3 separate regions of the Homo sapiens genome follow, and regions 1 and 2 are each linked to region 3. The links are chromatin contacts, found by Hi-C or POLR2A ChIA-PET in ENCODE. All regions are on one chromosome and are shown on one strand. The core of a region is the stretch at or near the end of the contact, and the rest is flanking DNA. Distances in the headings are between cores, read along the strand shown.

Region 1 (3,001 bases), core at 72-2,571, 1.1 Mb before region 3:
ACAAAAATTTTCAAGATCACATAGCAAAACTAAGACACATCAAAGGTGTCAAATGTTAGGGGAAATTTTTTTAAGTTATTTTTAGAAGCAACAGAGGTGCTAATTTCCTTTTTTTTTTTTTACCCAGGAAGGCTATTCTAGGTGATTGAGTATTTTCTGGGAGAAGACGTTGCCAACTCTATTTCTGACAAGAAACTGACCAACACAAACCTCATTTTAAAAAGTGTTCTTTGAAAATGTGTACAGAATGGATAAATAAAATGTGGTATATCCATATGATACAATATTATTCAGTAATAAAAAGAATGGAGTAATGATACATGGCACAACACAGATGAACCTTGATAACAGGATGCCAAAGTAAAAGAAGCCAGTCGCAAGACAGCACATATTCTATGATTCCATTTACTATAACTGAATTGTCCAGAATAGGCAAACATACAGAGACAGAAAGTAGATTAGTAGTTCCCAGGAGCTAGGAAGAGTGGGGAAGAATAGGTCATGACTGCTAACAGGTACAGATTTCCCTTTGGGGTGATAAACATGTCCTAAAATTGATTATGGAGACAGACATACAATTCTGTATAAACTTAAAACCATTGATTTGTACACTTTAAGTAGATGGATTATATGGTATGTGAATTACATTGCAATAAAGCTGTTTTTTTTAAAAGGTACATATACAGGTATGCCAGGCATAAGAACCATCTACCTGTAATTATACTAATTAGCTAAAATTAGTAACACTTTTTTGCCAAAATCATAAATGCAGGATATAATAATTCTTCCATATTTTAAACTACTTTTCACCACTTACATGTTGCAGTGGCTAGTATTATTCAATTAGTGGTTAAAGGCACAGGCTGGGTTACAATTCCTAGCTTTATCACTTAGTAGCTATGAAATTACAGGCAAGTTGCTTCCCTTCGCTGAGCCTCACTTGACTCTTTTGTAGTGAGAATTAGGAGCACCTACTTCTTAGGATTGTTGTAAGAATTAAATAGGATAATCCCTATAAAGCACAGTGCATGGGGCAAGATGCTCACTAAACACTAGCTACTAAAATTCACCACTGAAAGTTTCTGAAGCCCATCTAGTCCATGTTCTACCCTATACAATGATCTCATCTTATTCATTTTCAGGACGTTATCCCTGGGCCTCTGTGGGATGGCTAGGGGGCAGTTAAAGGAAGATTTTGCAAAAAAGAGTAATAAGTTCCTACTCTCCACACTGACTCCTCTTTCATAACAACTATCAGCCTCCTTGCTGCCAAGAATGGGCAAAGAGATAAGCCAAATGTTAGACCACAGGCAGGGTTGTTCCTTCACTTAACCTGAAGAGGGCCTCAGCCTTTATGCAAAGTCAGATCTCCCCCAGAAGGCAATCAGGCTTGTAGCTGGGGACTCTAAGACATAACTCCTTTGATAAAGACTTTTCCAAGTGTACCAAAAATAAACAAGCAACCTCTGTATATTAGTTTCACAAATGGCCAAGCTTTTAATGGATTTCTTAAGTTTGATATGACAAGATTTAAAAAGAAGGCAACCAAAGCAGATAGAACCTGGAATTTTAAGGTAAATAACAGAGGATCCACTAAGTCCACGTACAGATCAGTAGCAACACTCCAGCTTCCTGCCCTTCTCATCACTGGCGCTGAATAAGTTACACATTAAACACTATCAACTCATTCCTTCTACCTTACTTTATGAGGTACACCTAATCTCTGACCTAACAGAATCTTGCCATTCCAGTTGAAAAATGGCAGGTTGGTGTGACTTATCCTCTTACATACAGGAAATAGCATATAAGGAAAAAGGAAAGTTCTATATGAATGTTAGTTTCTCTGATTTTTTTTTTGAAAAACAATTTTAATATACAACAGAGTAGAGGGAAAAACAAAAGCATCCACATGCCTACAACCAGATTTAATAAATGTGAACAACTGTCATTTAACACATTTTATTTATTTACAATTTCAATGACAATCTTTAAAAGTTATTTGAAGTGTTTTCCACTAAATGTACAACAGATCAGTTCCAAATACTTCAGAAAAAAGATTCCATGAGCATCTGTTTCTGGTCTTAGAACTGTAGTGACATGGCTACATTGTCCCTGCACCAAATGAGAATGTGGACAATAGGTCCTGGGAAAATGTATTCTGTGGTCAAGACAGCTGTGGGCAAGGTATCACCCTCTCATTATTCAGAGATGCTCTGATATGATAAGAACCATAACTGAACACTTATATATCCCAGATCATCTAGCAACAGGTAAGTTTTACCTATTTTATAGAAGAGATCACTTATTCAACAGATTTTAAAAAGAAAAAAAATCTTTAAGAGGACTCAGTGATATTAAAGGCTTTGGTAATATTAAGGGGAAAAAAGACAATGTCTTACTTCAAATAATTTAACACATTTGAAAAAATTAGTAATGTGTATATGAAAATTTAAGATGGCAAACGTGAGACTGATAATAAGCAACATAGAAATAACAGAATAAAGTTGTTAATTCTTGAAGGAATTATTTTAGGATGAGTTCCTGGAAAAAGTATGCTTTGTTCTAAAATCTTGAAAGATTATTAGACTTAAATATGCAACAGGTATGAATGTTGGAGATCATTTCTGAGCAAACAGTGGGGAAGCAGGAAAGCATTCTGGAAAATTACATAGTGTGAAACAGGCACACTGTGAAAAGTTTCTAACCATAAATTAAGATGTTTGGACTGATAATGAAGTCAAGAGAATCTGTTAAAAGTTTTGGTACACTCTACTGCTCTAGAACACCTCCTCTTCTTCATCTGTCAGATAAACTAGATCCTCCTTTGAGATCCAGTTCAACTTCCATGGTGAAGCATTCCCAAAGTTGCAGTGCAGTCAATGGCTCCATTCTCAGTATCCACAGCACTTTGCATTTATCTGTGTTACATTGAATAGTGTTTCCCAAACACTGCATGAAAAAATCACTGGGCAGCTTGTATAAAAGACAGCAAGGCACTGTT
Region 2 (3,122 bases), core at 579-3,078, 1.4 Mb before region 3:
CCGCCACCGCCACCGCCACCGCCCGCGCCCGCCCCCGCCGAGGGTCACACTTGAACTTTAGCTCGCCCCGCGCGGCCAGGCGCCGGCGCTCCGCAGGCGGTGGCCGCCCCTTCGCACGTGTCGGAGGCACCACCTCGGGCTCGGGACGCCGGGCCCCCGGCACTCGAGGCCACTCCGGAGAAAACCAAAACAAAGCAAAATGCGCACCGCCTCCAGAAACTGCCCGGCAGGCCCTGCACCGTCCCCGGCCGGTCGCGCCCTGCCTGTCCCCTCCACCTGCAGCCCGGTCCCGGGGCAGCGAGGCTCCGGGGCCCCTCGCCGCGCCCTCCCCCGCCGCGCCCGGCGGAAACAGCTCCGCGGCGCGGCCGGAGAGAACCCGCCCTCCCCCCGCGGAGGTCCGGGAGGGAAGGGGCAGCCGAAGCAGTCGGCGCGGGCCGGGGGTTGCCGCTCCCAGCGAACCCCTTTCTCCTTTCACTGGCAAACTTTTCGGCCTCGCTCTGACGTCCACTTCTTGGCGCACTTTCTTTACTTAGTTCCCCAACGAGCCCCTTACCGCGTCCCACGCGAACTCCTGACTGGCGCGCACGCACACCTACTGCCGTCCCCGACCGGACCCGGGCGAGGCCACCGCGACCACCGCTTCTCGCCCGCCCTCCTGGGAACGCGCTGCCCTCCTGCTCCGCACCTTCAGGCCGAGCAAACCTGCACAGCTGCGCCCTCGCCTGACCCACCGCGCCCCCAAGGTCCGGCCGCGCGCCGAGTCCACTCACCTTCCAGCCCGCCGAGCTGTTGCTGTCACCCTTATCCTTGAAGTAGGGCACGCTCTTGACCATCCACTCGTAGATCTGCGACAGCGTGAGCCGCTTCTCCGCCGAGCTCTCGATGGCCTTGGTGATGAGGTCGGCGTAGGACAGGTTGCCCCACGCGTTGCGGCGGGACGAGCTGCTCTTGCGCGGCTGCCCCGCGAGCGGCCCAGCGGCGGCGGGGGGCACCGGCGGGTGCTGCGACAGCGGCCCGGGCGGCGGGGGCTGCGGTGGCGCTGGGTGCAGGCAGCCCGCCTCCGGGCCCTGGAAGTCCCCGCACAGCCCCCCGGTGGCGGCCGCGGCGGCCGCCGCCGCCACCGCCGCCGCCACGGAGCCGGGCGCCTGCGGGAAGTCCTCGCTCTCCTCCAGCAAGCTCAGGTTGCTCATGAAGTCGGCGCTGACAGCGGCAGCCGAGGCCGAGGGCAGGCCCGCCGCGGCGTCGGGGTTGGCAGCCGCGCTGCCCGACGGCGCCGGGCTGGAGGTGGCCGAGTTGGACTGGCTAAACTCCGGCCTGGGCAGCGGCCAGGTGCACGAGCGCGGCCGGGGCAGCGGCTCGAAGTCCGGGTCGATCTCCACCACCTGAGGCGCCTCGGCCATGGTGACCCCCGCCCCTCCCCCAGCCGCAGGAGAGCCAAGAGGGGGAGAACGCAGCACTGGGGGCGGACGGGGAGGGGGCGCGAAGGGACGGTCCGAGATTTGGGGGAACGAAGCCGGTGCGGCGAGCGGACGGAAACTGGGAGGAAGGCGCGGCGGAGTGGAAGCGCGAGCCCAGAACTTAACTTCGCGGGGCCATCCACATCGAGGCTCCTCGGGGTCCGCCGCACGGACTGGACGGCCGGCCAGAGCCGCCGGGCCGGGGCAGAGCCTGCGCCGCGCTCCAGCTGACAGGGCCGCGGACGGAAGGACGGACGGACGCCGCGGGCCGCTTGCTCTCCCCAGCGGCGCGCCCGCTGCGCTGCTGCCTGTTGAATGTGGCGGCTGCGGCAGCGGCTGCTGCGACTACCAGGCCGCCCGACTTACGGGATCTGCCGCCGCCCCCCGCCCGCGGCGGCGCGCGCGCCGGCCCGCCCCTGACCGACAGCCCGCGCGGCCAATGGGCATGCGGCACCGCCGCCCGGGCAGCCAGTGGGCGCCGGGCTGGGTGGGGCCCGGTTTTCCACGGGGAGGCGGCGGTGGGCTGGTGGGGGGTAGTGGGGTGTTTTTCTCTTTCACACACTCACCTCCTTTTTTTTTTTTTGGATCTCTATTATTTTCTGGTAATTCTCGAGTGTTTCTGTGATTCTCTCGCCTTCTCAGTGTTTTGATTGCTAGGAAGCAAACCAGCGTGGAGGCGCCGGCGACACTTTGTTTACTACGGAGCAGCAGAGCCGAGTACTCGGGAAGCCCGGGTGGGAGGAGGCGCTCGCTGCTCCCTGACCTCCGCTGCGGGCCGAGCCCGGCGGGCTGGCAGGGCAGGGGGCCGAGGGCCGGGGGCGCGGGGTGGGCGGGCGGAGGCGGCCGCGAGGAATTCTACTCAATCGCTCCCTCCTGGCTCCACCCACGATGTCTTTGCTGAACGACGTGGGGAATCGGTGGGTTTTGTTTTGGTTTAATGTTTTCTTTCGCTGCGATCTGTCAAGTCCTCCGGCCCCCTCGCGAGCGGCACACGCCCCCCACCCCCGGCGCCGCGGCTCCTGCAGTCGAGTCCGCGCCGAGGGACCCTTCTCCGTGCCCACCGGTCCGCACCCCCGGGCTCAGCCTGTGCCATTCGGTCTAGCCAGAGGCGCGTCACCCAGCCGGCAGCCCCCAGCCGGATTCACTGTATTCTTGACCTTTTTTAAAATGCTAGAAATGAGGAACAGGGGCTCCGGCGCGGGGAGGAGATTATCTGGCCTCCCTGAACACACGAATCCAAAGGCACCCGCGACCGCATGCCCTCCGTGGGAACCTCTTCCCCTGGGCGGGAATCTCCCGCTCCGTCCACTAAGTCCAGGGCCGGCAGCGAAGGGCTCAGGAGCGCAGTTAGAGAGAACCAGGTCATTTTATTACTTATCCCTAATTAAATTTAGCTGTTTGTTACTTCTTTTTTATTTGCAACGGAAGTGATCGGGTGTTAAGTAAAAACGCAAGGGGGGCGGGAGATAGGACCAAAGCCTTGGGGCGCAGCCTGCCCCACCCCCAAATTCCTTGAGGCTACTTGCTGTGTGTGTCAGTCAACCCCCCACCCACACCCCACCTTTCCTCATCTGGGCTGCAGGTCCAGGACATCCTGTCAAGGATCAGTGGGGCCAAAGGTGGGAAGATAATGGCCCTTGTGTCTCAAGCAGAAGAAACAGTTTT
Region 3 (3,173 bases), core at 23-2,522:
TCAACTGAAAAAATACGAAAGGAATGGTACTGAAAGGCATGAACATAACAGAGATTGAATGCTTTCTCCAGGTGGAGAGACTCCACAGTCTGGCAGGGACTTTTTGTCCTATTTAAAAATATAGCTAACACCAGTTTGGTGTTCTCTTTGGATGACAAGAGGGATCTGTCGTTTTAATGTCTTCTCTCGCAGCCCCCTCACCGCAGCCCCCTCACACCTGTGAGGCTTCTTTGACGTTGAGCGTGCACAACCCGCTGCCAGTCCGCGGTTCCCAAGTGCCCGCGCAGCCAGCTTGCAGGGGAGTTGTGCGCGGTGGCTACAGCCTGTTGATCCCACTTCCTCCTGCTCTAGTCCGGGCTAGGGAGTGGCTCTGCCAGGACTTCCAAGGCTTTTTGTCTCGGGTACTGGTGTTCGCATGGCTCGAGTGTATTGTTTTCTTCCAGGCAATCTCGGTTAGCGCTTCAGCTTAGACACTTCTTGTGCGTTCTGTCGTCTTGGGCTGCGTGTAGTCTCTTGTTTCTGCGCTTTCTCCACGCCCTTCCCAGTTTCCTGTTAGCCGAAGGGGATCGCTCTTTCTGAACGAAAAGTTCTCAGAGCGGAGCTGAACCTCCCGGAAAATGCTCTTCTCTTCCGTGTGCGCCGGATGGGGGTGGGGGTGGGCCAGAAACTGAACGCCGCCGTCAGGAGAGCTGAGGGGACCCGACGGCCCTGGCGGAGGCGGGAGAGGTACGGTCCTCGGAGTGGGGCTGGGGGTGGGGAAACCGACGAGGGGCAGCCCCCGACTGTCTTGGTGGCAGAGGGGACTTTTATTCAGCTGGAACCGCGCGGCGAGGCCCAAGTGTCTCTGGAGAGATTCGGGGTTCAGGAGGTGGCGGGTGCACCCAAGGGTGCTGGGAGGAAGCTCCAGGTTCCCATTCTTCCCCAGGGATCGGCGTTGCCCCTGCTGTCCAGAAGTGAGAGGGGGTGTGCGGGCATCGCCACTACGGGGTGGGCTGCAGAGGTTTCCTGCCTCCCCCACCCTCCTGTCCATCCTAGGGACCCAGACCGTAAGGGAGTGGAAGAGATGTTGCTCCAAACCCTGTCACCCCATCCTCTCTACCCGCGCTGGTCCTATCCGAGGCTGGGTGCGCAGGGGTCCGAGGCGGGCGGGGGTCCGTTACCTCTGCGTCCCACCGTGGCCGCCGCTCCGGCGGGAACCGAGCGGAGGAGCCGGGTGGACCCCTGCCTGGAGGGCGCCTGCCCCGGGCGACCCTTACCTCGCGGGGGTAGCTAGGGAAACGGAAGATGGCGGCGGCGGCCGGGCACGGGGTTCCGGGCTCCGCTCGGGCAGAGCCCACCCGCTGACCAACGCCGCCGCCCCCGCCGGGCGGTGCTGTGTCCCCGCAGGAGTCGGAGAGGATGGCAGGGGCCGGAGGCCAGCACCACCCTCCGGGCGCCGCTGGAGGAGCGGCCGCCGGAGCCGGCGCCGCGGTCACCTCCGCCGCTGCCTCGGCGGGGCCGGGAGAGGATTCGTCTGACAGCGAAGCGGAGCAAGAGGGACCCCAGAAACTGATCCGCAAAGTGTCTACCTCGGGGCAGATCCGGACCAAGGTAGGGCGGAGGAGGCGGGCCTGAGGGCCGCGTGGAAAGCGGGAGGTGGAGAGGGCGCGGGGGCGCTGGAACGCGCCGGGCGATCCCGGGAAGGCGGGGAAGGCGGGGAAGGCGGGGAAGGCGGGGAAGGCGGGGAAGGCGGGGAAGGCGGGGAAGGCGGGGAAGGCGGGGATGGTGAGACGGTGAGGCGGGGCGGGGCCTGGGGCGCGGGCGGGGCGGGGAGGGGTGGGGCGGGGCCCGGGGGCGCTGGACCGCGGTGCTGCGGGACGGATTCCCGGCGGCTGCGCGGGAGGCTGCGAGCCTGGGCTCCCAGGGAGTTCGACTGGCAGAGGCGGGTGCAGGGAACCCGCGGCTCGGCGGGAGCGTGGGAAAAAGCTGACGCGCAGTCGCGAGTTCCTACTTAGGGAACTTAAAAGGAGAGTTTCAATTTTTCTTCCCTGCCGTTCGGGGGAGCGTGCGCATGTGCTGGCCAACCAGCCTGCGCTGCAGTGAGCCCTGCTGCTTTCCCACTTAGGCCCACTCAGAGGGTGGGTGGAAGGTGACACCGGTCAGCCTTTCCTGCCCCTCTGCCTCCTGCTGCGGTCTGGAAGGCAGAAGCCCCGAGGCAGGCAAGTGGGACATGGTGTTCGCGGCTTAACCGCACCCTGCATGGCTCCAAGGGCTGGCCAGGCTTTCGTGTCGCAGGTTCCCGCCAAGTGCAGGCAGGGTTCAGAACCATGCGTCCATGGTTCTTTTTAATAATGAGAAGTTACCTCTGTGCTGTGTGGACATTAGGATGGTGTGTTACTCTTGTTAATGAAGCTTGTGCTGTCGACCTGTGAGGTCTCAAAGTTAATTTTTAATTTGATCATGAACATACCAAAGCAAATGCTTATGGATATTAAAGGATTTTTATGTATTCTAATTTTCATTGTAATTTAAAAATCTTCACAGAGAGAGTCTGTTATCAGTAGGGAAATTTAACGAGGATATTGAAAACGGAACCACAAAATCATTGGCTTGGGGTACCGTTTTTAAAAATAAATTTGCAAAAAATTCATTCTACAGTTATTTTTATGAAAAATTTTCCCTAAGGTCAATGAACTCCTATTTGGAAACATAATTTTTATTCAGTGCCTGTGGAGGCCGGTAACGGTGGCTCATGCCTGTAATCCCAGCACTTTGGGAGGCCAAGGCAGGCAGATCACTTGAGGCCAGGAGTTCCAGACCAGCCTGGCCAACATGGTGAAACCCCATGTCTATTAAAAATAAAAAAATTAGCTGGGCTTTGAGGCGTGCACCTGAGATCCCAGCTCCTCGGGAGGCTGAGGCAGGAGAATCGTTTGAACCCGGGAGGCGGAGGTTGTGGCGAGCAGAGATTGTGCCACTGCACTCCAGCCTGAGCGACAAAAAAAAAGCTAGTGGATTAATGTTTGTAGTAGCCTGCCTCCTTATTTTCTGAAATACATGTGTGTAAGAACAACACACAAGAACAACTGTTGACAAGATGCACTTACTAAAGAGTTAGGGATTCAGTCACTTTAGTTAAGAGTACATCTTGTAACTCCTTTTAATAGTGACGTTTTTGAGTTTGTAGTAAATTA

What was found. A loop is a pair of places that touch in the nucleus more often than their neighbours do. ChIA-PET counts read pairs that join two places held with the same protein, here RNA polymerase II (POLR2A). Pooled maps may share reads with other maps.
Region 1: a loop to region 3 is called in a pooled map, with 4 times the contacts of the local background. The contact joins the enhancer-like site here to the promoter of DGKH in region 3. A Hi-C loop is called at or near these places in 2 of 168 maps with a recorded cell type or tissue (CD8-positive, alpha-beta T cell and ascending aorta) and 7 of 50 pooled maps. POLR2A ChIA-PET finds 5 or more read pairs at or near these places in 1 of 52 experiments (T-cell).
Region 2: a loop to region 3 is called in a map of ascending aorta, with 5 times the contacts of the local background. The contact joins the promoter of FOXO1 here to the promoter of DGKH in region 3. A Hi-C loop is called at or near these places in 1 of 168 maps with a recorded cell type or tissue (ascending aorta), 1 of 37 single-sample maps with no recorded cell type and 8 of 50 pooled maps.

What each region holds. Positions count from the first base shown.
Region 1 is chr13:40,973,535-40,976,535 of GRCh38, forward strand. All of the region lies in intron 2 of ELF1 (E74 like ETS transcription factor 1), which reads right to left. Among named protein-coding and RNA genes, the nearest start is that of ELF1, 44 kb to the right of the region's middle. RefSeq lists an enhancer at 1,442-1,591. Within about 2 kb of position 1,322, at least 10 of the 41 ENCODE cell types and tissues checked have a DNase peak (open chromatin) inside an H3K27ac peak, as active enhancers do; they include CD8-positive, alpha-beta T cell, where a contact is called at or near this core.
Region 2 is chr13:40,664,813-40,667,934 of GRCh38, forward strand. FOXO1 (forkhead box O1) reads right to left here and starts at 1,829. Exons shown (of 3, transcript NM_002015.4): 1 at 771-1,829. The coding sequence starts at 1,400. RefSeq lists silencers at 1-457, 978-1,027, 1,118-1,257, 1,488-2,017 and an enhancer at 2,668-2,717.
Region 3 is chr13:42,047,376-42,050,548 of GRCh38, forward strand. DGKH (diacylglycerol kinase eta) reads left to right here and starts at 1,273. Exons shown (of 30, transcript NM_178009.5): 1 at 1,273-1,590. The coding sequence starts at 1,399. RefSeq lists an enhancer at 420-509 and a silencer at 1,050-1,579.